Linked DNA regions of Homo sapiens: region 1 is linked to region 2. The links are chromatin loops, found by intact Hi-C in ENCODE. Cell type or tissue: heart right ventricle. All regions are shown on one strand. Each heading gives the region's core, and the rest is flanking DNA. Links, peaks and the distances in the headings are about the cores only. Region 1 overlaps MAGI2 (membrane associated guanylate kinase, WW and PDZ domain containing 2). Region 2 overlaps MAGI2 (membrane associated guanylate kinase, WW and PDZ domain containing 2).

Region 1 (16,587 bases), core at 7,791-15,790, 61 kb before region 2:
TAATGTACCCCTTAAATACATATGATGTTCTATTTGTCAGTCATACTTCAATAAAGCTGGAAAACATTTAAAAAAGAAAATTATCTTAAACTTCCCCCTTTCCCCCACAAAAAGACAGTCCCAGACCCAAGTGACATCCCACAGCACTGTTGGCTTCTGTCTCCGGTAGGACTCACACAATTTTGCAAGATAAGTAACCAAAGCAAAAGTCATCTTAGGCTCACCAAAAGGGCTACATAGATTAGTTACAGAAAACAAGGCAAGGCTAAGCACACTACCTAACAATATTACTTTTTACTTTTCATTAAGCAGTGGAAAGTCTTTTATAAATGAAATTTTACTTGAGAAAGGCAATAGATAATACATAAGAGCAGAACTGCTTTGTCTGAAACAGGGTTGCGGGTGTGAGGTGGTACGCAGCGTTCTGCTGATTTTACTTCCGTCTTATTTTCCTGCTTCCATACCTACCCGGGGGGATTCTCTGGAGTCCTGAGGATTATCTATAATCTTTTCCATATGATAAAAAGGCACTTGGGGGATAGGGCCATGTCTTCTGTCCTGTTCTATGAGACTCCTTCTTCTATCTGGAATTCCTCCTCTCTTTCCTCATATCTACCTGTTGAAGTCCCATTAAAATCCCATTTAAACTTCACCTCTTTTAGGGAATCTCCTCAAGACAAAATTGATCTTTCCCACTGCAGATGATCAGTGCTTCTGTTACAGCTATAGGGATTGCATACCTTAGATATTCTGGGACAATCCCAATTTTTGATATTAGATCCCAATATGCTCTTACATTCATTTACTTCTCAGATCACATTTTAATTTTTGGTTTTGAAAATATGGTTGTGATAATTATAGTTCTCATTTGTAGTCAGCCTTGTTTCTGAGTTATTGATCTATACAGACATGAAGTATATATTTCCAAAGAGTAGGGATTGAGTCATTTTATCATAATTAATGATCCTTCCGACACTTCCCTCTCTTTTTCATCATCATCATACTTGCAACAATTTATTAATGCCCTAGAACACATGAGGTAGTGTTAGGCACTTATATTAATTACCTTGTTTAATTATTACAAAAACTCTGCAAGGTAGGTATGCATTGACCTTTCTTTTGTGATGAGGAAGCTGAGGTTACCCGGCTAGTAAGTGACGAAGTTGGGCTCTGCCCAAACCCAGGCTCTTTCCCGTATACTACTCTGCCTCCCACAGTGCCTCACAGTGTCTGTCTGCATATTCTAGAAATGTTTATTCTGGTATGTAATGAATAAATACATGTTCAATTGCTCAGAATTGAAAGCATGGAAAAAGTACAGTGCACATGAATTTATCGAGGCTATGAATTGAAATATTTCCCTTTCATGCTTGCATGATTCAGAAAAGAACTTTATACTTGTATTTAGTGCCATTTTAACTCACTCTAGTAGTTGAAAAGCAAAGTGAATCCACTCGAATTTTCATTTTACTGGCAATGTGTAGGTAAGAAAACTGGCACTCCAAAACACAACAAATACCTCTCCATGATTTGTGATATCTGAGCTACGGTGGATTACCTGAACACAGCCTGGGATCAGCTCTGCTCTGGTGGGGCCTCTCTTGGGCTTCTACAATACTCCTGGGAGGTGTAATTACTGGGGACCAAAACAAAACAAAGTGGCTGGCCATTACTAATGCCCCTGATATCTAGGGGCCCTGTTCCCTGGCTGTGCTTGTGAGGAATGGAGCAGGGGAGCAGCTCATGAGAACTTCTGAAAAGGACAGGATGGGGAGAGGGGCTGTTCAACAAGATGGAGTCTCGCTCTGTCACCCAGGCTGGACTGCAGTGGCTCGATGTCGGCTCACTGCAAGCTCCGCCTCCTGGGTTCGCGCCATTCTCCTGCCTCAGCCTCCCGAGTAGCTGGGACTACAGGCGCCCGCCACCACGCCCAGTTAATATTTTGTATTTTTAGTAGAGATGGGGTTTCGCTGTGTTAGCCAGGATGGTCTCAATCTCCTGACCTCGTCATCCGCCCGCCTCGGCCTCCCAAAGTGCTGGGATTACAGGCATGAGCCACCGCGCCCAGCCCGGATTTTCTTTAAAAGGCCTTCTACAGCCTAGTCCCATGCCATTTTCCATCCTTGTATGCTACTCTATTCCTCCAATTTATACCAACCATTGCTGTTTCCAGGACACACAATGCCATTTCACACTTTTAAGTCTTTCCTCATCCTGTTCTTCCCAGTGGAAGCTCCTCTCTGTCCATTTCTATCCTTAAAACCCTCCTCATGTTTCAAGAACCAGTTCTGACTACACCATGAAGCCTTCACGGATCCCTGCCTCTCATCTCCCACTCCCACCTCCTTTCAGATGAAGTGCTCCCTCATCAGCACTCCAATAGCACACTGTTTGCTATATCTTTATTATGAAATATATCAAAGTAGAAAAGAGATTATAGAATATATATATACAGCTTAAACAACAATAGTAAATAAATGCCCATGCAATCACTAACCGCCTTAACAAATAGAACAATGTGTCTCCTCCCTCCCACCTCATCTCCCAGAAGTTACTCTTCTGAATTCTGTTTATCATTCCTTTGCTTTTCCTCATAGTTTATAATATATGGCTATATCCCTCAATAATATATTGCTTAGCTTCACATTTTTTAAACTTTATAGACATTGTTTATATTCCCTTGATTTTTTTAGCTCAACATTGTGAAATTTACTGGCGTTAACGTATATTACTATAGTGTATTCATTTTCACTGCTGAATAGTTTCCTGTTATATAAATACTAACTTAAGTAACCATTTTCTTGTTGATGGTCATTAGGGTCATTTCCAGTTTTTTACTGTTGAAAACATTGCTGTTACAGACATTCTTCTAAAGGTCTCCTGATACACATGTGCAAGATTTTCTCAAGTATATCCCTGAGAACAGATTTGATAGGTCCTGGGGTCTGAGCAACTTCAACTTTGCAAAATAATGCAAGGAAATTTTCCAAAGTGTTTGTAGCATATTGTGTATTTCTATGTGCAGGATATGAGTCCTTGTTGCTTTATATCTTTGTCATCATTTGATATAAAATTGATATACATTTCTATTATTATGGTGGAAATGAAAAACATAATAGTATATCATTATGGTTTTAATTTTCTTTCTAGTTAGTAATGAACATCTTTTCATATGTTTGAATCATTCATTTTCCTCTTCTGTGATATGCGTGTTGCCTCTTCGCCACTTTTCTATTGTTATTGTTGTATTTTCCTTTTTTTATTTTTTATTTTTGTTATGGGTACATTATAGGTGCATATATTTATGGGATACATGTGATGTTTTGATACAGGCATACAATGTGTAATAATCACATCAGAGTAATTGGGGTATCAATCACTCCAAGAATTTATCATTTCTTTGTATCAGAAACATTTCAATTCTACTTATATTTTTAAAACTACAATCAATTATTGTTGACTATAGTCACCCTGTTGTGCTATCAAATACTAGATCTTCATCATTCTATCTAACTGTATTTTTGTACCCATTAACCATCCCCACTTTTCCCCCTTCTGCCTGCTTCACTTCCCAGTCTCCGGTAATTATCATTCAAATCTCTGTCTACATGAGTTCAATTGTTTTAATTTTTAGCTCCTACATATAAGTAATAACATGAGAAATTTGTCTTTCTGTACCTGGCTTATTTCATGTAACATAATTTCCTCCAGTTCCATTCATGTTGCAAACAACAGGATTTTATTCCTTTTTCTGTAGCTGAATAGTATTCCATTCTGTATATGTACCACATTTTTTTATTCATCCATTGACGGACACTTAAGGTTGATGCCAAATCTTTGCTATTGTGAATACCACTGTAATAAACAAGGGGGTGCACATATCTCTTAAAATACACTGATTTCCTTTCTTTTGAGTACCTAACAGCAGGATTTCTGGATCATATAGTTCTACTTTTAGGGGGTTTTTTGAGGAACTTCCACACAGTTATTCACAGTGGTTATGCTAATTTACATTCCCACCAACAGTGTACAAGCGTTCCCCTATCTCCCCATCCTTACCAGCATTTGTTACTGCCTATCTTTTGGATAAAAGCCATTTAACTGGGGTGAGATGATATCTCATTGTAGGTTTGATTTGCATTTCTCTGATGATTAATGATGTTGAGCATTTTTTTCATATACCTGTTTGCCATTTGTATATATTTTATTTTTAGAAATGTCTATTCAGATATTTTGCCCATTTTTAATAGGATTATTTTACTTTCCCCTGTTGAGTTGTTTGAGCTCCATATACATTCTGGTTATTAATCCCTTGTCAGGTAGACAGTTTGTAGATATTTTCTCCCATTCTGTGGGTTGTCTCTTCACTCTCTTGATAGTTTTCTTTTTGTGCAGAAACTTTTTAACTGGATGTGATCCCATTTGTCTGTATTTATTTTGGTCTTCTGTGCTTCTGAAGTATTACTCAAGAAATCTTTGCCCAGACCAATGTCTTGTAGAGTTTCCCCAACTACTTTTAGTAGTTTCATAGTTTCAGGCCTTAAATTTAAGTCTTTAGTCAATGTTGATTTGATTTTTGTATATGGCAAAAGATAAGGGTCTAGTTTCATTCTTCTGCATATGGATATCCAGTTTTCCCAGCACCATTTTTGAACAGACTGTCCTTTCCCCAATGTATGTTCTTGGCACCTTTCTTGAAATGAATTCCCTGTGGATATCTGGATTTATTTCTGGGTTATCTATTCTGTTCCTTTGGTCTATGTGTCTAGTTTTATGCCAGTACCATGCTGTTTTGGTTACTATAGCTCTGTAGTATAATTTGAATAATGTGACCCCTGTAGTTTTATTCTTTTTGTTCAGGATGGCTTTTGCCTACTCTAGGTCTTTTGTGATTCAGTATAAATATAGAATTTTTTCCCTATTTTTCTGAAGAATGTCATTGGTATTTTGATAGGGATTGCATTGAATCTGTAGGTTGCTTTGAGTAGTATGGACATTTTAACTATATTAATTCTTCCAATCTATGAACATAAAACATTTCCTGTGTGTGTCCTCTTCAATTTCTTTCATCTATGTTTTATAGTTTTCATTGTAGAGATCTTTCAGTTCTTTGGTTAAGTTTATTTCTAGGCATTTTATTTTATTTGAAGCTTTTGTAAATGAGATTACTTTCTTGGTTTCTTTTTCAGATGGAAACTTTTTAGCAGCCTCAATCTCATTATTTGTTACTGGTCTATTCAGGATTTTGATTTCTTCAAGGTTCAATCTGGGTAGGTTATGGATGTCTAGGAATTTATCCATTTCTTCTTGGTTTTCCAGTTTATTAGTATATAGCTATTCATAGTAATCTCTAATAATCCTTTATATTTCCGTGGTATCAGTAGTCATGTCTCCTTTTTCATCTCTGATTTTATTTATTTGGGTCTTCCCTCTTTCTTAGTATTGATTTTGTTTATCTTTTCAAAAAACCAAGCTTTCATTTTGTTGACCTTTTGTATCCTTTTTTGGTTTCAATTTTATTTATTTCTGCTCTGATCTTTATTATTTCCTTTCTTCTACTAATTTTGGGTTTGATTTTGTCATGCTTTTCTAATTCTTTAAGATGCTTTGTAAGGTTGTTTATTTGAAGTTTTTCTACTTTTTTGATGCAGGCACTTATTGCTATAAACTTTCCTCTTAATATTGTTTTTGCTGTATCTCATAGGTTTTAGAATACTGTGTTTCCATTTTTATTGTTTCAAGAAATTTTTTAATTTTCTTATTAATTTTTGTATTTACCCACTGGTCATTCAGGAGCATATTGTTTAATTTCCATGCATTTGTATTGTTTCCAAAGTCCCTCTTGTTACTGACTTCCAGTTTTATTCTACTGTGGTGTGAGAAGATACTTGATACAATTTCAATTTGTTTGAATTTTTTAAGACTTGTTTTGTGGCCTAACATATGGTCTATTCTTGAAAATGATCCATGTGCTGAAGAGAAGGATGTGTGTTCTGCAGCTGTCAGATGAAGTCTTCTGTAAATATCTGTTAAGTCCATTTGGTCTATAGTACAGATTAAGTTCAGTGTTTCTTTTTTGATTTTCTGTCTGGATGATCTGTCCATTGCTGAAAGCAGGGTGTTGAGATTTCCACCTGCTGTTATATTGGGGTCGGTCTCTCTCTCTCTCATTCTCTCTCTCTCTCTCTGTATGTGTGTGTGTGTGTGTGTGTGTGTGTATACACACATATATGTGAGTGTATACACACACATATGTGAGTGTATATATGTGTGTGTATACACACACATATGTGAGTGTATATACGTGAGTGTGTGTATATATGTGTTTGTGTGTATATACACAATATATACTCAAAAGGATAATAACAGAGAACTTCCCAAACCTAGAGGAAGATATCAATATATCTATATCTATATATATCAATATATGTAACATGATATATTATCAATATATACATCGTGTGTGTCCTGGAAACAGCAATGGTTGGTATAAATTGGAGGAATAGAGTAGCATACAAGGATGGAAAATGGCATGGGACTAGGCTGTAGAAGGCCTTTTAAAGAAAATCCGGGCTGGGCGCGGTGGCTCATGCCTGTAATCCCAGCACTTTGGGAGGCCGAGGCGGGCGGATCACGAGGTCAGGAGATTGAGACCATCCTGGCTAACACAGCGAAACCCCATCTCTACTAAAAATACAAAATATTAGCTGGGCGTGGTGGCGGGCGCCTGTAGTCCCAGCTACTCGGGAGGCTGAGGCAGGAGAATGGCGCGAACCCAGGAGGCGGAGCTTGCAGTGAGCCGACATCGAGCCACTGCAGTCCAGCCTGGGCGACAGAGCAAGACTCCGTCTCAAAAAAAAAAAAAAAAAAAAAAAAAAAAAAAGAAAAAAGAAAAAAAAAAGAAAATCCTGTGGCTCACGCCTGTAATCCCAGCACTTTGGGAGGCCAAGGTGGGTGCATCACGAGGTCAGAAGATCGAGACCATCCTGGCTAAAATGGTGAAACCCTGTCTCTACTAAAAATACACAAAATTAGCTGGGCGTGGTGGCACGTGCCTGTAGTCCCAACTACTTGGGAGGCTGAGGCAGGAGAATCAGTTGAACCCGGGAGGTGGAGGTTGCAGTGAGCTGAGATGGCGACACTGCACTCCAGCCTGGGAGACATAGCAAGACTCCGTCTCAAAACAAAACAAAACAAAAAAACTTGTGAACCTAGTTAGATCTTATCCTGCAAGCAAAGGCAGGCTGTTGAAGACTTTTGAGGAAACAAGTGATTTAATTACACCTGTGATTTAGAAATACAATTTTGGTAGTTGTAGGAAGCATGAATAGGAGAAATTTGAGGCTAGTGGGACCCATCTAGCTACTGGAACAGTTCAGGATAGCAAAGACAAGGGTCTGTATTGTGGCAGTGGCAATGGAATGAAATGAAAGAATGCATAATTTGAGACCTGACTTATATTTCCTAAATGTATGTGCCCATTTCCAGAAAGACACAGACTGAAGCAAGGTGTACTGGCTTATTTCAGGCCAGCCCCTGCTCAGGCCTGAGCACGCCCCCTAGTTAAGTAGTTAATTGTGAGCACTGACTCGGGAGCTTGCCCCCAATTCCCTGTTCTCCAATTCCTAATTCCCTGATAGAAGTACATTTTCCAGTTTTCCTGGCTGTTCCCTTTCTAAAGCAAGGGAGGCAGTATTTGAAAACAACCTCTTTCCAATATTCATTAATTTGTCTTTTTGCTTACTTACATCTGCCCTTAACTTCCCTTTCTGGGCTTTCATTCTTCTCCCAAGGTCTCATACACAAGCACAGTCATGCTACTAGGTTGAGGAGTCTTTTTCTTCCACAAGAGACTAATTCAGCTGATACCATCCTAAAGACCAGGGGTATATGCATCCTTCAGGCAGATAATTACACAAAGACATGGGACACTAAGATGGCATTAAGATGGCATAACAACAACTCGTGACTGGTCTGAGATGAAAAATGAATGCGCTGAACATCCAATAGGCAGTTGGAAATTCAGGCTAGGCATTTATGAGGAATGTCAGTCCCTACCTCTTCCCCGCACCATGCTTGACCAAATAATGAGACATAAGCCTGCCTTGGGAATTGTGCTGTTTTATTACGGGACCCAGCAGGGGTGATCCCCATATGGAGAAGTACTTAATTCTCCCTTTGTATGGGCTCTACTTGTATTTATTAAAAAAGAAATATTTTGTCAAGTTGAACCATGCAGGAGTCAGATCTTTTCAACCTGGAGAAGGAAGCAGCAATGTTCCACAGGCAGGAGCAATGCCATCTCTGAGTTCAACACAGCCAGAGCTAGGAAGCAGCCACAAAGAAAGAAGGGGACAGGGTCTGACAATGGTGACTGCCAATCAGGAGAACACTTCTGGGCACCCCAAAGAAGAAACGTGAATGGCCTGAGATTCACATTTAAGAATACAGTACCCAGCTCTCCATAGCTTCTGAGTCGCTCTGCCATGCAAACCAAATCCTGTGTGAATCATGATCAAGGTGCATTTCATATCCATTTTCTGATGAAAATGGAAAGTAGAAGGTAACTGGGCAAACTGAGTGACTCCCCTGCTCATCTGCCAGAAGCTTTAGGTCTGGGGGAGAGATGGAATGACAAAGAATCTCAAGCAGAGAGCAAATTTGCGTAAACACTGCTTTGTAAAAATGAAGAGGGAAGAAATTGTAATTTATTCTCAGGCAAAGACAGAAAAATTACGGTTAAGCTTAAAAGAGAAAATGATACAACCCTTCTCCTCACTGAAGAGGCAAGTAAAGTGTATTTTTTCAGATCACAGCAGTGGTTTGTAAACTTTCTCGTTCTTTTCCATAGGCACCGGCCCCCACCATGAATAATTAAAATCAAAGACTCTCCTCACACTTCTAATGTATTCAATTCCTTTCTATGTCTTTCCATGCCAAGATGCAATCTCAGCCCTTTGATTCCTTACCAAACCTTTAACTAGCCCTCATGGGAAGATGCTTTTGAAATGGTTCAAAGTTGGGCATCTACTAGAAGAAGAAACAGAGCAAAGAAATGGAGTCCTCCTCATGTGAGGTAATGAGCCCCTGAATAATTGACAATGGAGCTCCCCATGGCTCTCTTCTCTAATCAACACCACGCTCTCCCTCATTGCTGCAAGCAGCTCGTGTAACTCATTTAACACAGTGCTCATAGGTCAGACTCTGAAAAGAAAAAGGTAATGGATTTGATCTCTGTGAGAGGCTTTTCTTTTCCTTCGTAAAAGGCATGGAGCAGGGCCAGACAATAAAGGGAAAAGAACTCATATTTGCAGACAATCTGAAGGATGATTAAGAGTGATGGCTGAGAGACAACCAGGCATCTGGACGAAATGGTCTTTGGGATGGCTTGTAAAGAGGCACGCTGTATGCAGAGAAGAGCTTTCAGGGTTGGCTGAATTTCAGCACCCAGACGTGATAAAACATTGGGTGGACGATCTTTGCAATGCAGGGCCCTCGAAATGATCTACCTGAGCCCATACAATTGCTTTATTTCTCTAGACAGGCTGCTTTATTTCCCTCTTATGTACTTGTTATCTCTCTTCTCTCATGCTTTTGATTTCATCAACTTCCTTAGGTCATTTGTCTGCATTGACCTGGAGGGGCTTAGCTCTGTGGGGTTGGTATATTCTGCTAAGCTCTGGCTTTCACATCATTCAGATTGCACTGCTTTCCTGTGTACCTTTTCTACTAGCCTCCAGCACACCTGTTTTGTAACTTTTATTCTGTCATGTTTTGCATACCCAGTGCTTTTGAAGTTCTTTATTATTTACTGTTTGACCTTATTTTACTTTATTTCCATTCTTTCCTTGTCATCCACGTTTGGTGAGAGATAGTTTACATATAAGGGAAACAAGTCTTGGAATGTCACCTAGTTTAAGATTAAAGGCATTTCTTAATGCTAGGCACAATAGGGTTTTGCATATACAACCTCACTGATTCTGCAAAATCTTAGTTAGGCATATCTGAACAGGGACGATGTATTTACAGTGAGGCACGTTATAAAAAAAGCTGACTGCGAGTTAGACTGAATTGCCACATATATTCATATAGTCAGTTACCTGCGCAATCCCATGTCCTGGTTCATCAGGTATCTTTGTGGCCATGGACTTGAAAAGCACAGCTAGTGAATGTGCAGAGTTGGAAAACACAACTGCAGTGTTCTGTACTTTGACAGCTTCTGTTCACGTATGCATTCAGCAGTCAATATTTACTGAGTGCCCCAGGTACACAGCCCTGGGCCCTGGGGTATAGTGGGCAGCCCAGAGCAACATGATTCCTGCTCTTGCAGAGCTTATGCTCTGGAAAGACAGACTTCATAAAGTGATCAGACACAAATATGTAAAATTATCACTGCGACAAATGCTATGAAGAAGATGTGCCTGTTTCTGGGACAGCCAATGACAGGTGGATGAGACCCAACTGGAAAGCACGGGGAAGTCTTCTCTGAGGAAGTGATGCTTGAAGTGGGATGTGAAGGATGAGGAGGACTTACCCAGGGGAACGGGTGGGGGAAGAGCCTTTTGGGAAGAGGGAGCAACATGTGCAAAAGCCCCATGGGCAGGAAGAAGCATGGGGAGAGAGACTGGTTGGTGGGATAACAGAGCAAGGGATGGAGGAGCTGTGTGAGATGAGCTGGGAGGGGGACTGGGGATAGAACACGCAGGGAGGGGGACTGGGGATAGAACACGCAGGGCCTGGCAGCCTTGTGATGAGGGTCTGATCTTTAATCTGAAAGACCATGGGGTGCCATGGAAGGGTTTTAAACAGTAAGCAGATAGATCAGATGAGTGTTTTGAAAAGGAACCATCTTATCTAGCAGGCTGAGGGGAGGAAAATACAAGTTGATTTGTATTTGAAAGCTTTTGTAGCCTCTTGACATACATACTTACTTAAAAGATGCTCTCCGTACCTCTGTGCTGAGTAGTGAGTACAGTCGTGCACCACATAATGATGTTTTGATCAACAGTGGACTGCATATGTGATGGTAGTCCCATAATATTTTAATATGATATTTTTACTCTACCCTTTCTATGTTTAGATATGTTAAGATATACAAATACTACTGTGTTAAAATTGCCTACAGTATTCAGTACAATAACATGCTGTCCAGGTTTGTAGCCTAGGAGCTATAGGTTGGTGGGTAGGAGCTGTAACCTGGTGTGTAGGAGGCTATAGTATCTAGGTTTTTGTAAGTGTACTTCTTTGATAGTTGCATGACAAAATCACTTAATAATGCATTTCTCAGAATGTATCCCTGTCATCAAGAGATGCATGCCTGTATTTTAATAAATAACAGTACAGGCCTTGGGGAGAACAAGAGAGTAGAAGAATAGAAGAAATTTCAGAAATATTGAACTAGGCACTTTACCCTTCCTGGAAATATTATTCCCATTGATTAGATCAGTAAAATTGACTCTCTGTGAAATTACTTTCAGGATATGAGGACAAGCTATCATTCCACTAATTGCTAGAGTTGACTCAACTGATCCTGCTGCTCAGGAGGACCTGGTATTTGATCAAAGCTATAGAGCAGCTGTGAGCCCCTGACAGGGTAACTTGTTCAGGTCAGAGCTAGACAGCCAGTGAGTTGTTGAGCCAGTATTTGAATATGTCTGTCAGGCTCCTGCTCTTTTTACTAGCTCGTTATTTCCTTACAAGGGAGGAAAACAAATGGACAAGAAAGTCACTATGACAGGTAAGAATTTTCCTCTAAGCAAGTCTTCAGGGCAAGGAAGAAATAGAGTGAGCTTAAGAGAGCTGATCAGTGAAAGTATCTTAGGTGATTGAAATAAATGAAGTAGATGTAAATCATGCACCAATGACTGGAGTCCTCAAACAGATAAACTCACCAATGGGTATATAACACTGTTTTACCCAACTTTTTCCCACTGGGAAATTCTGTGCCCACGTGACAGTCTTTGTTAAGGGAATCAGCCTCAATGCTTTGTTTCTCTGAACTCAGGGGCATATTATTTCCAGACTGTATGCCATGCCATTCAATCCCAGTGGCAGGATATGAGCAAGCTATGAAGAAGCTCCTCCCCAGTCCAGGCAAAGCCTCCAGCCAGGCAGGCCTGCACATTTATGGCCCAGACAAGCCACCTGGGTCCTGAGGAAGATAAAATGGGATTCTGCAGTGCTGAGGTGACAGTGTGTGGCAGGGTGGAGGGGACCATGCTTCTCTGTGCCCGGGACCCAGGAGTGCATGAGGGAGCCCTAGGGATCACAGTACCAGCCCCTTGACTGTGGAGTGTGTTCTCAGGCAGGACTGTGTGGCAGTGGCAAGAACTCATTAGTGACTTTGTGGACATGGGACTCACACAAGTGGGGACTGGAGCTGGAGAGGAAGATAAGGACGTATGCTACAGAATGAATGCGGCGGGCACACGGGAGGCACCCTCTGGGGTTCCTCTGTGGACACACTGTGAGAGGGGGCAACTGCCAGCTCTAAAGCTGGAAGTGGTTGCAGCTACTGTAACTTGGTCGTTAAAGGTAAATGTTACTAACTGCTGTTTATGGCAATATGGTGGATTAGATTCCCTAACCTTACCATTGCTGAATAGGGAAGAAAGTAAAGAATCATCTGATGCCAAAAGCAAAGTGAGAATAAGACTCCTGGAAGGTAAACAAGTACAAAAGGCAGCTTGTAGCCAGAAAATAACTGCTGATTCCTGGGAACCTTGAGTTTCCATTTTGATGACTAGGCAATAATGATAGAAAATCAGCTTAGGGGCTACAAATGGAAAGTCTAATAGGAGATCCTTGCATGAACCGGAACCCCAAAGAACAATTCAAAAGAGAGTTGAAAAAATAAAAAGGGTAAGATAGAATAAGTGAAACTAATAGGAAAAGAACAAAAATGATAGAATTAAATACAAGTATAAGTAAATAAAATTAATGTAAATTGACTGAAATGACCATGGTGAAATATATTGTTAAAATATAAAAAATCCAGGTTAATAGGCCAGAGAAACACATACAGTATAAAGACACAGAACGGTTAAAAGCAAAAGGATAAAAGAGACATACCAAAGAAAACTAGCATGCTTATAATAATATCAGACCAACTTTAAAGCAAAAAGCATTGACAGAGATACAGTAGGTCACTACATAATGAGAAGGATTGATTCACCTGGAAAATAAAAGAAATAACCTGAGTACCAAAAAACATGTCCTCAAAGCATACAAAGTAAAAGTTGATAGCTCTTCAGGCTGGGTGTGTTGGCTGATGCCTGTAATCCCAGCACTTTGGGAGGCTGAGGCAGGAGGATTGCTTGAGCTTAGGAGTTTAAGACCAGCCTGGGCAACATTGTGAGGCCCCATTTCCATCAAAAAAAGTCAACTGCTTTTCAAAGAAAAATTTGCAAAACCATTAGCAAAGATTTTTAAGAACCTACCCCAGTATTTAATAGATCAAATAGATAAAAATTAGTAAGACTATAAAATAGCTGAATAGTTCAATAACCAAACCTTATCCAATGAACAAATCTATACAACACAGCACTCAACAATTGCAGAATGCACATTCTTTCCAAGCACACATGGATCATATATAAAAAATGCAACATGTTAGGCCAAGTTTGTAGCAAGTTGCAACAAAATTGAAAGACTGAAATCTTGTGGAGTATTTTCTCTGAAGACAAATTAAGAGTAGAAAACTAACTAGAAAATCCCCATACAGTCAGAAATAAAAAAACAAAAACACCTTCTAAATAATTCATGAGTCAAAGAAGAAATCACAGTGGAAATTAGAATGTATTTGGAACTTAATGAACATACTACATATTAAATCTACAGCCTTAAATTTGTATTTTAATAGAAATGAAGAAAGCCTAAGAACTACTACTCTAAGCATCCAACTTAGGAAAAAAAAAAAAGAAGAACAACAGAGTAAACCCAGAAAGAATGGATGGAATGAAATATTAAGTATAAAAACAGAAATGAATAAGCAAGAAGACAAATATGTAAGCTGACTCTCTGAAAAGAATAAAAGAAAATTGAACAATCTTTGGCATGATTAATAAAGAAAAATGGAATACCAGAACAGTAGTCAAATGAAACAGACACAAATACAAATACCCCAAACATTAAAAATAGCAGGCAGGTGAGGTGTGATGTCTCCCATCTGTAATCCTAGCACTTTGGGAGGCTGAAGCAGTAGTATTGCTTGAGCCCAGAAGTTTGAGACCAGCCTAGGCAACGTGGTGAGAGCCATCTCTACATGAAAGAAACAAATCAGCCAGGTGTGGTGGTGCACACCTGTGGTCCTTGCTACTTGGGAGGCTGAGGTGGGAGGATTACTTGAGCTCAGGAGGTTGATGCTGCAGTGAGCCATGTTTGTACCACTGCACTCCAGCCTGAGTGACAAAGAAAGATCCTGTCTCAAAAATGAAATAAGATAAAAATAAAAATGATATAAAAAGTTTGAAAACTAAGATGAAATAGGTAAATTATTAGGAAGAAAAGCAGTTTATCAGAATAGACTTAAAAAGCAATAGAAAATCTGAAGATAATTATTTAGAAACATAATTAGTGAACTAAAACTTTCACATGAAGAAAACATACTAGATCTGGATGAGTTTGCAGGTGTCTTCCACCAAACATTCAAGGATAATTCAAAACATACATAAACTTTCCCAGACAACAACTGTAAACAACAGCAACAAAAAGGATTATTCTATTTCTCATTTTATAAGGTTAGGGTAACATTAATATCAAAATCTTTCCAAGATACTACAAGAAAATTATAGGCCAATCTTACTCAATAACATAGATATAAAAATCTTAAAGGAAATAACAGAAAATTGAATTGATCAATGCATAAAAATGATACATCATGAATAAATAGGGCTCATCCCAGGAACTCAAGAGTAATTGAACCATAAAAATCCTTTAATATGATTAATCATATTAATTACCATATAAAAGAAAAAGATCAGATGGTATTGTCTATGGATGCAGAAAAAGTAGACAAAATTCAACATCTACTCATAATAAACTCTCCTAGCAAACTAGTAATAGAAGAAAACATCTTTAATCTGTTGAAGGTTATCTATAAAAACCTATTAAACATCATGTTTAATGAAATTTTAAAAAGCATTCTCTTTAAGATTAGAAATAAACAAAAGTGCCTGCTTTGACCACTTCTATTCAGCATCATACAGTAAGCCAAGCCAATGAAATTTAAAAAAAAGAAATAAAAGGACTTAAAGGGAAAAAAACCTCAAAACTCTAATTAGAGAAAATGTGATTTTTATGCAGAAAATCCAGAGGTAGGTACAGATAAATTATTTGAAGTAATAAGAGAGTTCAGTGAATTTTGCCTGATATAATTGATCAATATACAAAATTCAGTTGCCTTTCTCTTCACTGGTTAACAGTTAATTTTAAAATGACATTAAAAATACTATAGCCAGGAGAAGAATAAAGTTGGAAGACTGACACTACTTACCTTCAAGACTTACTATAAAGCCACAGTAATCAGGACAGTGTGGTATTGGTGAAAGAATAGACGAATAGATCAATGGAACAGAATAGACAGAAATAGACCTGCATAAATATAGTCAACTAATCTTTGACAAAGGAGCAAAGGCAATGCAATGAAGAAAAAATAGTTATCTCAACAAATGGTACTGGAACAACTGGACATCCACATGCAAAAAAAATGAGTCGAGACACAGACCAAAACACCTTTCACAAAAATTAACTCAAAATGGATCCCGATCTAAATGTAAAATGCAAAACTATGAAACTCCTATAAGATAACATAGCAGAAAATCTATAAGACCTTGGATTTGGCAATGACTTTTTAGATATGACACAAAAGGCATAATCTATGAAAGAAATAATTAGGAAGCTGGATTTCATTAAAATTAAAAATTTCTGCTCTGCAAAAGACACTGTCAAGAGAATAAAAGGACAAGCCACAGACTGGGAGAAAATATTTATGAAAGATGTATCTGATAAAGGACTGTTATCCAAAATGTACAAAGAACTCTTAAAACTCAACAATAAAAAGAAAAATAACCTGATAAAAAGTGGGCCAAACACCTTAACAGATACCTCACCAAAGAAGATATACATATGGCAGATTAGCATATGAAAAGATGCTCCACATCATATGCCATCGAGGAAATGTAAATTAAAACAACAATGAGATACCACTGCATGCCTATCAGAATGGCCCAAATCCATAACAATGACGGAACCAAATGCTGATGAGGATATGGAGAAACAGAAACTCTCAATCGTCACTGGTGGGAATGTAAAATGGTATAGCCAATTTGGAAGACTGCTGGTTGTTTCTTACAAAACTCAACATACTTGTATCATATGATCCAGCAATTGCATTCCTTGGTTTTTACTCAAAGAACTTGGAAACTTATGTCCACACAAAAATCTGCACACAAATATTGATAGCAGCTCTATTCATAATTGCCAAAATCAGTAGTGCATCCAGACAATGGAATATTATTCAGCACTAAAAGAAATGAACTGTTAAGCCATTAAAAGACATGGAGGAAAGTTAAATGCATACTACTAAGT
Region 2 (16,587 bases), core at 3,361-11,360:
GTGAAGGCGGCCATCTCTGTCGGCTGAGCCCATGGCAATGACAGCTCCAATCAAAATCTAGAGAAGCAGTGAGAAGGAAAGGACATTCACATTTCAATCCTTTTTCCTTTTTTTTTTTTTTCGAAACAGAGTCTCGCTTCGTTGCCCAAGCTGAAGTACAGTGGCCCAGTCTCAGCTCACTGCAAGCTCTGCCTCCCAGGTTCACGCCATCTTTTTCCTTTTTATATACAGTTATATAACTTGTGGAAGATTTGATTCTCACATTCCATCTCTTGCCCTCAAATCTGAGCATGCACTTGTAAAGTAAAAAATGAGATGTTGGAAAGATGCCCTTTCAACTCTTTTAAGTTGTTTAGTGCTAGAGATAAATATTTTGAACATGCTGCAGACTGCCATGAAGTTTTGGGGACACCTGCTTTCTGGCTCATCATAAATGACGAATACCCTTAAGGAAAATTCTAATCCCAAATAATCTGATGCTAATTGGCTGAAACAAGGTGAGGATTGAATTCTGGCTCCGTTTCACAATTTGTGTGGTCTTGGGTAAAGCTTCTTAAACTCTGTGAGCCTCAGTTTCTTCACTTGCAAAATAAGAAAAATAATAATCAGACCTACTTCATGGAGTTATTGGGAGAATTGGATGAAATAACTCATGTGAAGCATTTAACTTTTTTCACGGCACTTAACGAGGGATCAAAAAGACTCAAGGGGAAACTAGCTGTTGCACATTTTTAAATTCTGACAAAGATTGAAAGTTTTCTTTTTCTTTGCTTTGAAAAGCTGGAGGGTAAGGAGAAAACAAAACAAAACAAAGCAAACTCATAGTTGGCTTTTTCTGGCCAGTTGACTTACTCAAAAAAATCTCAAACCTTCTCCAGATTTTTGTTCTATTCTTTTGAATACTTCCTCAGAGCACTGTCCTCTACGCAAAGGACATTCCCAGTTCTGCCTGTTCCCTGAAGTGCTTCTGCTGTTTGGGTGGCTACTGTGCCAGGAAGTGAGAAGGTACCCGTCTAGGAAATGTGGTTATTTTTATAATTCCCTGAACCAGGGACTGTGATGAAAGGCAACACATAAGTTTTCCCATGTCCCATTAGAGGCACTCAGTTTAGTGTGCATTAGCAGGGCTTTTTTCTTTCTCAGAGGAAAGAAAATAGTATTACATATTTTAATTTTGCTGTTTAACCTATAAACAATTTTTCAAACTCATGACCAATAGGTCCCCCTTTTCTTTTGCCAGTGGCTTAGCCACACAGCAGCTGATGGCAGTGGTTACCATTAGCCTGATGATACTACAGAGGCTATGTTTCATTTTAAATCCCTTGCTTCCAGATTGATTTCCTTCAGGCATAATAATTTCTTTCAAATCCCCTATCTGTGAATTCCAGCTAATTTGCAGAGTTGCTCCATCATGACCTTCGGGCTTGCCTTTGTACTTAGTCTCACTGCTCAGTGTGGCCTGTTAACATGATAGCCAGATCTGAACACCCAGGACTTCTCAGGTATGTGCAAAGTTATAGTCTGAAGGGCATCACAGACTTAGTCCATGGAATAGCTCTCTTTCTACATAGGAATGAAAATTTCCCACACTACTTCTGCTTTCCCCTTATTCCTGGGGAGTGAGGTAGGGTGAGAAATAGATTTGCTTCTGTGTGGAATATTAAGTGTTCTGACAAATGATTCATGATTGCTGTCACAGGACAGGCCTGACATCTCCTGCCTTAGACTGGCTGCACAGTGCAGTTCTTTCCCTGCAACTCACTGTAACCATTCACTACAGTCCAGAAGTTGGGTATGCTCTGATATTCTCCACTTTCCCTTCTTGTCATGCCAACCTGAATTTATGAGTTTCTTTATAAAGATGTTCCAATCTATTCTTCAAAAGGCTCAACCCACTATGGAGCACTTCAAAGATTTGGTAAGTGCTTTGTGCAAAAGCCAGTTAAAACAAATGTTTCTCCACTGTCCCATGAAAAGGTGCGTTTAGTTGGTTTGGCCTTAAGAAAATGCTTCAACCTTTAGCTTTCCGATACACTTTAGTGAGAGACTTTACAGCTAGTAATAGAGAAAGAAAATGGCTTGTGAACTTCTTGGCTGGTTAATAATCAATTTTAAGGTATAGCTCTGATTCTAACTGATGAAAGTAAAACACAAAATAGTGGTTACAACTGAGAGAGCCATAGCTGCTACTGGGCCCTATACAAAAATAGTAAAGATGAAATTTCACATCAGAAAATTCCTCTCTTGCTGTAGGAGAACAGCAAGATATACAGCAACATTTACAGATACTCTCAACATTACAGTGTGTGCCAGCAGTTTAATATCATGTATTGAAAAACAGAGCCCAGTAAAAGATCTGCTTTTCTACCATATTGCTGTGATATGAAGTACTCCCCTCATTAATTCATTTATTCAACAAATATTCATTGAGCCCAGGATACTTTTAGGTGCTGGAAATTCATCAGTGAACAATAAACAAAAATCACTACCCTATAGAGCTTCCATTCTAGTGGTCAGACAATCATAAATATAATAAATGTGTAAATTATATAGGATGCCAGAAAGGATGTACTATGGAAGAAATACGGTGGTGGAGATTGGTGTCAGTCATGTGGTCAAGGTAGTGCTAGAGTTGGTTAGAGTAGGCCTCTTATATATTTATTTCTAAATAGGCAGTATATTCAATTACCCCTTCAATTGAATATCTAATAAATAGCATATTCACTATAACACAAGTATAAATTATATAGTATTACATAATTATTATATGTATATATTATTATATAGTTACATTATATAATGTGTCCTTAGCTGTGTTTCAAAAAAAGGTTGCCATACTGTTAAATAAAGTTGAATTGAGCTGAGCATGGTGTGCCGTGTGGTTGCTAGTGCTGCTTGCCCATTAGCGGTATTGTACAGTTACATTTGCTCCATCCATCAGGAGCTGCAGCCTTTGCTGGGCAGAGGCTGACCACTTGCACCGTCACTGCTTCCAGCTCTCCTGCCGCTGTGCTCCTTAGCCTTTGGCATTTGGCACCTTTGTGCATTATATTTCACTGCTGACACAGAGATAGCTCGATATATCTCTCTATTCTGAGAAAAAAACAACTTTTTTCATTTACTTCCAATATGATTTGTACCCTTGACACATTCTATTATTTCCCCTTTGCCACCGTAGGGACTGGATAATCTATGATTGTATCTTGCACTGTAACTCATATTGGTTTCCCAATGCATACATTCTCATGTTGCTTAAGCTTTTGCGAACATGCTTCAGGATATCTGACCCTTTAAGTCAGTAGTTCTCAAACTTTTGGATGCATAGGAATCACCGGGTGAGCTTATTAAAACAGTTCTGGACCCACCCCATGAGAGTCTGATGCTGCAGGCCTGGGAGGGGCCTGAGATTCTGCAGGTTTAACAAGCTCCCAGGAGTTGAATGCTGCTGGTCCTCAGATCAATCACCCTTTGATAGCAAGGCTCTGATTCTTCTCACTTCCCAATAGCCACAGGATCTGTGGTCTCACTGATCACGTCCCAAGTTGGCTGAGCACAAGACCTGAGCTCCCTGACCCATCACAGTAGCTGCTTTGTAGTTCTGCTAAGACACCTATTCCCGTTACCACTGGTCCTGGGATCAGGATCCCTTACTTACCAGGTCACACCCTTTTAGTCTTGCTGACCCCTGGCCCACTGGCCAGTGAACCTTCCAGCCAACTCTAGCCTTGCCCCATTCATTACCTCCCTCTAGCCCAGGGGGACTCTTCAGCCTCAGCTGACCCTTCAGTTCCACTATTCAGTTTTCTCTTCTCTGCCCCCTTGGAGGAGGGTTTTTTTGTTTGTTTGTTTGTTTTTTTTTCCCTATCCCCATTGTTTTGGCCCTGAAGGGAGAGCTTTGTGGCAAAACAGAGCAAGAAAGAACTTCTCCATGAACAACTGATCTGTGGCCCTATCTTTTCAATTGCCTTCTCTAAAACCCCAAAGAAACAAAACAATTCTACTTTATCTCTCGCTGTGAGGGCACAGAACAAAACAGAACATTTGATGTGAAATAACAGCAATTCACATTCAAGTGGCTGCGGTGCCAGTAAGTCAGGGGAAAAACTCACACTAAAAAGAAAAAAAACCAACAAGTAAGACACACACAAACCCAAAACCACCTTTCCAGGCCTTTTGATCGCTTTCATTCTTTCCTGCACTGCCCGATGTTAGCCTAAGCCCAGTAGTATCTGCTCTGTAGTATCTGTAGCCTGGGACAACTTGCCACTATGGCGAGCAGATTTCAGGCTCTTTCCTTCTGAAACTCCTCCAACCAGTGTGCACCACACTCCTGTGCCAAAGACTAGGTCTGTCATCGTCTGTCTTTGAATGGCTTTTCTCCCATGCAGTGTTTTCCAGATCTCTCCCTCTTGATGCCTTTCCATCTCCTCAGCTCACAGCTGGAAATCCCATTTTTGTTCCTTTCTGGCAACTTTTCACTTCTTTCTATTTCTATTGTTATTTAACTGTGAAAAGTATTTCCTCTTGCAGGAAAAATGCCCGTATGCTTTGTCTGAGCAGGAGTCCTGCTGTTCATTATTTGCTGAAAGCCGTGCTGTTGTGTTTAATGTGCACCCTGGGATGTCAATACCATTTCGTATATACAGAGGCAGAAACCCATTTGATGTACTTTATGAGACCTCCTTTAGTTGGGACCAAATCACCTTACATGCCTCTCCCTTTGTAGCTCACCAGCAACTAAATGAGGCTAGCACATTTTGTTTGTTATCTCTGGACTTAGAATGTGGAAAAGCTGGAAGGAAAGGCTTATGGGAGATCTTTACAGTTTCACTCTCCCAGACGGGGTCATTCTGAGATTCAATATTCTGGTTTTCAGGACTAATTTTTTGGCTTTGGTTGTTTTGGAGAGACTTAGGCTGCTACTTTATGGCTTAAATGTCAAAATTGTTAACTTGCAGCATGAATATGTCTTAAATCATTCAAATGAAGGAATAAACCGGAATAAATCTAAGTAAACACAACAGGATAACCAGCAATCCATGTAATCTGAGGAGGCTTATCATAAATACTTGATGACTGCCCACTGGAGGGGAGAAAGGATTCAGGAATGCAAAGCCAATATTCAGAAGTGATAGGAACCTGGGAACTTGTGTACAAACCAGGCAGAAAGATGTCCTGAGGCTGGGTGGTGATCATGGCTGCATTCACGCATCTGAGCTTCATTTCGTACAGGACATCTTCCATTCTGGTAACAATTCTATTGCTTCTGCACCAGGCAAAGTCCAGCAAGGCCACTCTCCTCTTGAGCCAGCCAAGACTATTCCCTCCCTGTGACTCAGTCATGCAATCCCTTCTGCTTTTGGAGGAGGAGGGGAGCGGTTGAAGATAATATCTACAGAATGGGGTGCTGGCTTCCCCCCAAAGCAGACAAAGCATGAGCCAAGGGGTCCAATAAATTCAGAATTTCATTTTGTAAAGACTCTATTAAAGTAAGTATCATAGAAAGAATTAGAAACTTTGTTGCTTTGCCTAATATTTATTTTATAGTTTAATGTTATTTGTATTTCTTAATGGGAGAAAGGACCTGATAATCTTTTCCGTGCTTAGGTTAGGTTTTGTAATTATCTGGCCCTGGTTGAAGGCTCAATTGGCATAAAATATTCATCTTTCCAATGTCTTTTAATTCAGTCCTCTGGGTTGGGTACTGGGATGGGAATCTCAAAGACAGTAGCTTTAAAGAGTAGCACAGGCATACAGGAGTTTTGGGAACTGCAGCCAGGCTCAGTCTAAAAGGGGCCATTGCTTAGTTCCAGCCAGTTGTTGTCATGGAGAAAGGCAAGCTCAATGTTGCTAAATTTAATTTTCAAGAGAAGATGAAAATCCGTTTTTCAAAAGATGAAATTAATCGGCGCTCAACAATTGTAAAATACTGGGGGAACTAAAAAAAACATGCTATAGGGCCGCCAGGACGCTATCTCTGTTTCTGGGACTAGGCCACTTTAATTCTACAGAGCCTGTAGAACTTAGAGGCCTCAGAAAATATAAACTCCAGATCCTTACTTGTTCTGAGAAGCTCAGGTGACAGTTTTGACTTGGTGGAAAAAATACAGTCTTCAATTCCATTTAATAAATATTTACTGTACCAGGCTAGGCTTGGAACACATAAACACCATTAAATTACAGTCCTTGCCTTCGAGGAGCTCAGAGATTAGTAAAAGGGGGAAAAAAGAGCACATGAGTCAGTGTATTCCGGAACAAACAGAGAGCTCATCTTTCTGGTGGAAACCCCTTAGGTTGGTAAGTTTGAAGTATTATGTTAGTATAAGTGCAATGGATTCTAGATGGGTTTACCCTTAAATGCCCTGTAATTGTTTCAGCAAGTGCTCAGTGTCCCACAGAAGTGATACAAAAATTGCCTTAAAGTTGTATTTTATTTTGAGCATGGTTTCATTTTGTTTCATTCATTTGATATCTTTTAAGCACATGGCTTTGCCATAAATAATTTGGTCTCAGCCCAAAGTGAAGTCTGGCCATTCTCCCTGGTTTCTGAAAGGTTAACCCTTGGAATTAGGAGTGTCTTTGTCATTCATGGTGAGCCCCTTTGACCATACCTGATGGTTTATGCTAAGGAGATGACCCAGGATGGGGCCAGCCTCACCAATAATCTTAGGGTAGGGGCTGACCATACCCGAAAGACCAGCATTGTAATTAGAGGGTTGTGTCTTTGAGCCACATGATATCAGCCTGGCCTCTGAGGAAGAAAGGGGGCTGAAGATTGAGGTCATCCTTGTGGGCAATGGTTCAATCAATCATGCCCATGTAACAAAACACTGGGATAAAAACCCTGGACACCAAAGCTTGGGTGAGCATCCCTGGCTGGCAATCCTCTCTGCATGAATGCTGGAGGGTAACAAGTCCTTAAGGGTGATGGAAGTGTCACATTTGGAACCCTTCCAGACTTTATCCTGTGCATCTCTTCTTTTGGATGGTTCTAATTTTTATCCTTTCACTACAATCAAACCATAATCATAAGTACAGCACTTTCTTGAGTTCTGAGTTGTTCTAGTGAATTATTGGACCTGAGGAAAGCTGTGAGCACAGGACAGTTCTCTGGGTGGCCTTGGACTCACCCAATTTTTTCCCCTTCTTCTCTTGTAGTTGTCAAGAATAACTATAGAAGGTGCTAGGAACACAACATCTTGAGATAAAGAGGGGCTAGCTGGAACAGCCTGTGTTTTGTTCCAGTCCCCCCTAGAAACAGGATGTCCTTCAGTGCTTGAGTCCAGTGTGACATACTTCTCCAGGGTAGAAAACCCACAGTAGGCTGCTTTTTGGGGCCCCTCAGCTGAGGTGCAAGTGTGAGTGGAGACTCCATCTGTCCTAGGCAGCTTTCCTGAGCCTTGGGGAACTTGCTCTTCATGAATCCTTGGCTTCTACTGTCACTTGCTGCCTCCCTGTAAGTGATAAATCCACTTCACGTAGCCTGGTGTGTGGGTGGGTGTTCTGTCTCAACAGACACAGATAAGTTGGCAACCAGTGCACGGCGAACCTACTACATGGTGGGGCCCCCAGATTCAGAGCTAGTGTTTAAAGTTGGGGTGGTCTGTGGAGACTGTTCCCTTAGACTCTGACATTTGGCAAACTTATTTCAGCAGACGCCAGGAGTCTTGGGCAGAGGTGGCAGTCTGAAGACTGTGACCTTAACCTCGAGTTTGGCTCACTCTGGATAATGACACGTTTTTCAATTATGGAGTACTCATGTTGGAAAAAAAGGGTAAGACAAAGTCCTTGCTTAGGAGAAATTTAAAATCCTGCTGATTAAAACAAAATCGGCAGACACATGAACAATCCTGAAGGAAGCCAAGCTGTATAAATATCCTGCGGAGGTCAGGAGGTTCTGTAGCATAAATCAGTGCGTTAAATGCTTACAGATATGAAGGGACTTGAGAATGTTTTCAGTTCTCTCTATTATAAAACAAGGTAAGTTATAGAGGGCAGGGAGGCTGGAGGGCTGACTCGGTCACCTAGGATCCCTGGTAATCTCAGAATCGGAGATGGGGGAGAGTAAACAAAGCTGTGAATGGGAGTAAAACACAGCCAAGAGTTCCTTTTCCTTGTGACATGAGATTCTTAATTTAGTCTCTGAATAAATTTAAGTCTGAAGTTACTTGAGCCCTGTATTTTACCTCAGCATTTTCCCTCCTCTCAAAGCACCAAGAAAAATCTGGCCAATCCTCCTTGGCAAAAGCACCTTCATGTCTTCTTTGGCAGCTGGGAAGTTAGTGACGTTCTGGTTGACTGTTGCCAAATTTCATCCCCAGGAATTCGGAAATAAGTCTTTTTTTCCTGGAGAGCCCTCATCCTTGGAGTATAAGCTCAGCTTCCTGGGGTTTTCTGTAGAAAGGGACCTCATCAATCATCTAGTTCAACTCCTCCCGCAGGGCAGAGGAAGCGCCTCGGGGTTCCTGCCAGGTTCCCATTGGTTGCTTGAATACCTCTTGTGGGAAGGAGCCCACTCTTCACCCAGGCAATCTACTTTACTCTGAGACAGTTTTAACCGTTTCAGATTCCTCTCATTTATTAGATTAACTTTTTTCTCCTGAAGATTTCTGCCCAGGTTTTATTTTTATTTTAAATTTTATTTTCTGGGGCCAGGCATGGTGGCACATGCCTGTAGTCCCAGCTACTCAGGAGACTGAGGCAGGAGGATTGATTGAGTCCAGGAAGTTGAGACTGCAGTGAGCTGTGATCACACTACTGCACTCCAGCCTGGGTGACAGGACAAGACTCTGTCTCAGGAAAACCACATATATATAATATTTGTAGTACATATAGTATATTTAAAAACCATATATAGACACACACACACACACACACACACACACACACACACACACACATATATAGTATATTTCCTGGGAGAATCTAGTAACAAGAGAAACAAAATTGATAATGATAAACATTTATTCAGCACTTAATGTGATCCAGACATAATGCCAAGACCTTTATATATATATATATTATCTCCTTTAATCCTCAAATCTACTCTACAATAGAGCACTATTGTTATCCCCATCTTGTAGATGAGAAAGCTGAGGCTTAAGATTTAACTCCCTTACATGAGCTAGGATGGAGTTCAGGTGCCAGAGCCGGATGGGATGTAGATAGCTGACTGCACTGCTCAGGCCCTTCACTTATTCAAAACTTTCGTGGACCTAACTTAGTCACATTGGGTACCATTTAAGACACATCTTTTACAATGAGTGTTTTATAGCTTATATTTTAACATATGCTCATAAATCTAGCCTTGCTGTGTTTTCTGTGTATTAGTGACTACTAGTATTTTATGTTTCACTGTGAATACGCGCACACACACACACACACACACACACACAGACACACACACACATACACACACACAAAGTGTTCTACAAAGCCCTTCTAGATTTCCCAATATATATTAGGCCAACTGCAGTTGACTTTATGAACACCTTCTGGTAATCCCTTAATTCAAATCTGGCTGAGATTCTGCAGTGCTGAGCTTGATTTTATTTCTGTTTATCCCTGTGTTTTATCTCCTTTGCTGTTTTGGTTAAAAACATACATAATTCTGCTGTTCCCAGGTGGGTGTTACCTCTACTCATAAACTGTTACCCAAAGATACCAGGGGTTCAGTGCAATTAGATAACGAAAATACTCAAGAGGAATTCAATCGATTCTAAAAAAAGAGCAATGTCCCTATTGAATGTGATTTCTAAAGAGATATTTGTCGTGGAGATAACTGCATGTCGTGAGATCTTTTTAAAGAAAACAGCAAGGAAAAAAAAAATCCAAAGCTTAAACTTCTTTATGAGAGTCCTAAAACATTTCCTTTTAGATATCACACTAAACACTATTTTCCCTGGTGTTTACTCATACAATACAGCCCCAAGCATGGAAATAAAGAAGATTCAACTTACAGGCTGTCCAGGCTCATCTCCCCCGAGGATTCTGAAGCCAAATCCAGACTCCATCCTCCGAAGATGAACATCCAATTCCTTATAATCTGGACCTGGCATAAAGGAGATCCCATTGAGTAATGAATCCTGCCTCTTTCCCAGCCCCTGAGGAACTGAACATACCAATGATAAATTAATTTTGTGGATGCGATTAATGAGAGTGCTGTTAGGGTCAATGGAAACCATAGAGGATACAAAAAATATGGCAGCAAAAAAGTAGGTGTTCCAAATGTAGGTTGTCCCTGGAATAATAGTGACTAGCCGAGGGCACTACTGAGGTATTACCAGAAGCAGAAAGAGTACATGAATTTTCTGAGTAAAAAAATTGATGCCTTTATAATTCTTGATTTTCCTGAGAGCATTCAGATTGCCCTCAAGAAGCTAGACTGTCACTTTGAGGATGTTTACTCTGATTAGAACAATTATTGCGCAAGTAAGAGAGAACAGATGGCAAAACCCTGGAACTGTCCAGTAAAGCACTGCCTGGTAATTTATTAATATCTGTTTATGACATGATGCATCCAGTTTAGGAGTGTGTGTGTGTGTGTGTGTGTGTGTGTAGGGTATAAACGTATGCCCAATAGAAGTTGTCTCTTTTAAAATTGCAAAAATTAGAAGATATAGAATTTAAACTTTCTTGTATTGAGGTTCAAGAAGCATTTATTTTCTGACAAACTCCTTTAGGGTTTTTATAACTTACAGGTAGAAATTCATCTGGGTCTAAGGTGGACTTTTATCACCGAAACATTTTAGAATGTGCAAGCCATAGATTGACTTTTGACTTCATGAGAGTACTCAAAATAAATAGAAGATACTTTTCTGAAGTCAGCTGAAAGAACACAGTTGTATTTCAAAATAAGATGAAAAACTCTCCTGAATGTCATTTTTTCAGCCTTAGAAGAAACTAAAACTATTAAATATAAAAAGTTTTGACTTTTTAAGTAGAATCTGATTTATGCTTAGCCTGTCCCCTTGCCCCTTGGCACCTTCCTCAGGGGGAAATACTTCAGTTGTGACCAAGCTGCGCATACTTTCATGTCCACTGCTGGGGTGCCAGCAGATGATCAGCAATTTAAAGAACTATTTATTATGCTGTCTCTTGCTTAAGAAATGTTTAGTGGTTTCTGGACCTGAATGGTTTAAAGGAGGTATTAGAACTGATAGAAGCAGGTATTAAGTAAAATTCCCCTTGCTTAAACAGGATAGTTGTAGAAATTAAGACGAGATTTCAGAGAATTCTCATGGGACAAAAATCTATGTCTGAGCCACATGATTATACAGTAGCACTCGTTGTAGAGAGAGGCTCATTGAATGCTGGCCAGGCAAATATTTTCCAGGCTCTGCAGTAGGTGGGACTGCTGGAGTGATACAGTGTACAAAGCACAATTATACAGGCTTGCCTTGGTGCCCAACAACCTGGGCTATTCCCAGGGATATATGAAAGGCATCATTCACTTCTGAGACGTGGGCAAATGCCGATTATTTATCTGGTGCTCTTTTAAATAAAGATGAATCAGGCGCTTAAGTACATATGTTTATATGCATTGTACAAGATTCAATGAGCATTCATACCCTTTTATGACCAAATGCACACATGACCAAGACCTTTTCCATTCAATGAATAATATTAAACTCTGCAAGAAGAATAACCAGTTAGACCTCCACATCCTTTAGAAATTATATAATCAGTCATATTTTAAAGATGGGAGAACTTAAAAAATTCCATTCCTATTAAATAGAGGTGGTGGCAGAGGAAAGATGAAAATTTTGCCTTACATTCTATGAGACACAACCGGCTTTTGAACTCAGTTTCTTCTGAAGTCTGTATATCATATATGAAATCACATATTGGGGTGTGTGCTAAGCCTTTGGGAGTCTGGAGGCAGATGGAGTAGAGCTCTACAAAATCATAGCAGGTATCTGTACTCCTCCCAAGAGAAGGAGAAAGACAAGGGGAGATCGGAGATGACAGATATTGCTCAATCACTGTTCAAACTTCTACAAGTTGAGGATAATACAACTGCTCATGGCAATCTCTTCTGTAAGTCACTTTAAGCTGGGAGGAACTCTAGACCACATACACATTAAAAATACAAATAGAAGGTGCTGTATTTGTGACACTTAAAATGATAGAGCCAGCATATGTTTAACTAGAACTTTTCATCTCCTGTATTCTTCTCACTTTTGCATCACCACTGAATATGCTAAGTGGGAACTTGTTCTTCCAGTGACTTCAGCACCCATCCATATTGCACAAGGAGCTTTACAAGACCTTTATTGTGTGATCCATCTTATTTGCTACGTAAAACTTTTCCCCTAAAGAAATGCCGAAATTATGACCATCTCAGGAATGGAACTTTCAGAGGTGTCAAGGCACAAGAAGTTTGTCTTTTGTCAGAGAATCTGTGATTCCTGGAGGAATTAAGGGGCTTTTCTTTAATGAATAACTTATGACTTCTTTTTAGGAGAAAAATCTAGATTTTAGCAAGTAAATTTTATTGAACTCTGAAGAACAGAGACACGAATAAGGCATTTTTTCTCCTCTTCCTGCTCTTCTTGCACATTTTGGTGACAATACCGATCCTGTTGCTCTGACCCACCCTGATTTCAAACATAGGGTGGTATGTGCCAGCCATTTATTTCATCTTCACTCTTCCATTCTTCCCAGCAGGGGTGGCCAGCTTCATGGTTCATGAGCAGGAAACAGAGGCAAAGAGAGACCCCTTAGAGAAGAATGCTGGTAGATGTGATTTATTTTTTATTTCTTTGTTAATTTTGAACACAGATTCAGAGGCTGCAGGGTCTGGACTATTTTACAGAAATAGTCAACTGGAAAAAAAGTTCATATGATAGATTGTGCCTTGAGGCAGCAGTATTTTTTTTTTTTTTTTTTTTTTTTTTAGGGAAAATAAGAACATTTTAGGAAGATAATTTTTCTTTGGTTTCTTTTTTTCCTTGGAGTCTGGCTTTACAAAATAACTAAAATTATATGTACAAAGCTGGGAGACATCATTCTTTTTCCTTCCTGCTTTGTTAGCTCTCTTCGCAGATTGTGATGTTTCTGACTTTCCCCTAGTTGCTCTTCTGGCCCGACGACATGTTTCAATTACTGTATCAGGTTTTGTCTCTTTCCTTATTAATGCAAGAACTTAAAGTGAAGAAATCCAAGGGCCATCTCTTTACCTCACTGCAACAGAGTTAACAATCACTATTCCTTTCTCTTGTTTCAAGAAACTATGCACCAGGGAGGTTGTTAGATGAGGGTGTCTGGTAGACACCTATTTGGACCTGAGTTGCTTTGCATGTTGTTTAACTGTGCCCCATCCTTTTACTCTTCTGTTCCCTTCTTTATTTTTTCTGTGCTCTTTTTAAAAAAATCTTCTTTTTCCTCAGCACTTTTTGCAGAACTGTCAGAGACACTCTCAGGTGTCGCTTAATGCAGCTCAAGAGGAGGCAGTGGTTGTAAAGAAATGGACTAAGAGGACACAAAGCATTCTTTGGATATTAGTGTTCAGTGGCCAGCTGTGGCTAGTGTTGCTTCTTAGAAGTTGGGTCCTCGGATCCTCAGGCATTATGGAACAAAGCATCTCATGATCCTCTTCCTAGATGGAATTTTACATGACCACTGTGGCAAGTTACTGAAATGAAATTTAGAAGTCTTAATTTATTCTGGGCTCACACCAATATTGCAAAAACGAACTTTAAAAAGTAGCAAATGGTGAGCACATCCAGGTATCAGGACAACCTCTCTCATAATAAAGAAAAGCAGATTTCAAAAGTTGATTCCTACTTCACATGAAGACTCTAGGGGCTTCACATGCTGTATGTTTCCTTAGTCTTGCTTTTGAAAGAAGTAGCTCTGTGCACAGTTAGGGAAAAGGCTGGGTAACTGAACACAACTGATTAATTTTATGAATGGATTCAATCTTCAGAAATGCAAAGAACAACATTTTTATGAATTAATTTGGCATATGGGATGCTGCTGTAAACATGTCAATTAAAATTTGGTACTTGAATCCCCTTTCATGTTTTAATTAAAACATAAGTACCATGGCTTATCATCACAGTTTGGCACAGAGGATACATTTATTCAATTTTTCCTGCTGGAAAGAGCATCACTTTTTGGGCTTTTCCTTGTAAAGAGATCTAGGAAAGTTAGCATGAGGAAGATATCAGGAATCAAAAAAGGTTATTAAACATGGTCTTGACTTCTGGATTTCTATGCACTCCAGATATAGAAAGAGTTAAACAGGAATTATATAGTTTCTGTTGCTCAAATCTAACATTACCTAGTAAGTAGCTAATACTCCATCCTTTAAAATATCCCTTCTCTTTAGTTGTTTGCTTTATCCCTGTGGGTATGTGAATGTGACCAAGCACGTGTTAGCCATAGTAGAAGCCATCTCCCAGTTTCTATTTGGTTCTCTCCTCAGCCTTCACATGAGCTCAGATTTTTCCATCCTAAATATGACTTTGCTCCTTCCTTCCATCTCTTTCTAGGAAAAGTAGTCTCTAGGGGAGCCTTCATTCTACCTCTGATTCATTCCTGCCAGTCTGGTTTATGCTCTCTCTTAGCACTACTGCACTCTTTAAGGTCACTATGCATGCTAGTGACCAAATTAAATGGCCTCTTTTTCTTTCCTCATACTGATTGATTTCAGTGCCTTATTTGATATCGTTGATGCACTGTTTATGACTTCAGATTTCTTTTGATCCTAAACAAGGAAAGATCTCCTTTGGAAGTCGTTTCTGTGACACCCCATTTCCTGGCTCTCTTATTTTTGGGTGGAGTTGCCCATTCAAAGTTCCTGGCCATAGATTCCATTGTTTCTCACTAATATTCTCCTTAGGTGATGGCATAATTATCATTGGCCATCTATAGTGTTCCATTATGCACAGTCTGTAGGAGTTGCTAAATAAACATTACCTGAACTTAGTTGCCTTAAGGCACTCTCTAGTCTCCTAGTCCCAATGAACCACAGCATTATTCCACTATGGAGTTATCACTTAGTTTCATAAATATGTATTATTTAGAACTTCCTACTATCAATTTTGCCTCTGTACCTAAGGATCTTATGCAGGTAAAGTTAATAATATACCTTATAATTATGATAAACGTATCTGAGTCAGAATCATAACATAATTTGATGAGACATTTTATAAATGTGACAAAAAACATGGGGCATCTACTTATTTTATCTTATTTTTGTATTTTTGTATTTTTTTTTTTTTTTTGAGATGGAGTCTCGCTCTGTTGCCAGACTGGAGTGCAGTGGTGTGATCTTGGCTCACTGCAACCTCCACTTCCCAGGTTCAAGCGATTCTCCTGCCTCAGCTTCCCGAGTAGCTGGGACTACAGGCAAGCACCACCACGCCCAGCTAATTTTTGTGTTTTTAGTAGAGACGGGGTTTCACCATGTTGGCCAGGATGGTCTCGATCTCTTGAACTCGTGATCTGCCAGACTCGGCCTCCCAAAGTGCTGGGATTGCAGGCATGCACCACCGCAATCGGCCATTTTTGTATTTTTTATTAGAGATGAGGTCTTGCTTTGCTGCCCAAGCTAGAGTGCAGTGGTGTGATCACAGCTCACTACCACCTCACATTCCTGGGTTCAAGCCATTTTCCCGTCTTGTCTCGGTCTCCCAAGTAGCTGGGACTACAGGCATGCGCCACAGCGCCCAGCTGTTTAAATTTTTTGTAGAGATGGAGGTCTTGCCATCTTGTCTAGGTTGGTTTTGAACTCCTGGGCTCAAGCTGTTTTCCCACCTTGGCTTCCCAAATGCTGAGATTATAGGCATGAGCCACAGCGCCAAGCAAGATATATTTATTTTAAATGCAGTCATGATTTTCCAGAATATTCTGATAACTTGTGTGGACATTCAACCAACTATTTGGATTGGTTCTTTTCTTCAAAATGTGAATTGCACAGTAACGTAATATACCCCAACTATATTATAACTTTTGTCTTCTAAGTAATGTATTTTTTAAAAAGGTAAAAACTATTACTTTGCATATATGTCAAAGTAATCTAAACTACTGGGCCATTCTCCTTCTCTTGTTTTTAAATGAAGTGCATTCAGAATCTGAGATTTTTAAGACATGTGCTTTTTGTGACCAGTAAGCTGAGATTTAAAATTCCAAATTAAATCTTGATTTCATTTTGCAACTGTAATTACTAGGTCCCATTTTCTCTCTGGGCATAAGATAATGTTTTAAAAAAATTGCAAAGATTTAGCAGCCAGTATAGAGGAATAATCATGCTGTAAAATTTTTAGACAAAGCTAAACAAATACTTTAGACATTATTTTAGGAGAAAACACTAAATAATATCTTCCATATTTTCTACATATCCCCCCAAAAATGACATGGAAACTTACAGAATGAAATGATCTCAGGCACATATATTCTTCAAGGGGTGTTAGAACATGCTGAGATGGATAATGAGCTGTCATCATGGAAACACTCTGGAGATGTGTGCTGTGAGCCCACAGCCCTGAAATAGTGCTACTATTATAAAACACTATTTTCCGCAATTGTTTGAGTATTCTGGCTTTCAATCTGGTGGTCTGATTAGCTGTTTAAAGCATT

What was found. Hi-C counts contacts between places; a loop is a spot of excess contacts. Peaks named below come from ENCODE experiments on the same cell type or tissue, not always from the same donor. Only the 100,000 strongest peaks of a DNase experiment are listed, where the experiment ranks them.
Region 1: a loop joins it to region 2, with 4 times the contacts of the local background. A loop is called at or near these places in 2 of 110 quality-filtered maps.

What each region holds. Positions count from the first base shown.
Region 1 is chr7:78,102,452-78,119,038 of GRCh38, forward strand. The region is part of intron 20 of MAGI2 (membrane associated guanylate kinase, WW and PDZ domain containing 2); the gene reads right to left. Among named protein-coding and RNA genes, the nearest start is that of DDX3ILA1, 120 kb to the left of the region's middle. In heart right ventricle, for the core only: no CTCF peak of the experiment used is centred there; no DNase peak of the experiment used is centred there.
Region 2 is chr7:78,168,052-78,184,638 of GRCh38, forward strand. MAGI2 (membrane associated guanylate kinase, WW and PDZ domain containing 2) reads right to left here. Exons shown (of 22, transcript NM_012301.4): 14 at 9,960-10,051; 15 at 1-57. Among named protein-coding and RNA genes, the nearest start is that of DDX3ILA1, 190 kb to the left of the region's middle. In heart right ventricle, for the core only: no CTCF peak of the experiment used is centred there; a DNase peak (open chromatin) is centred at 7,466.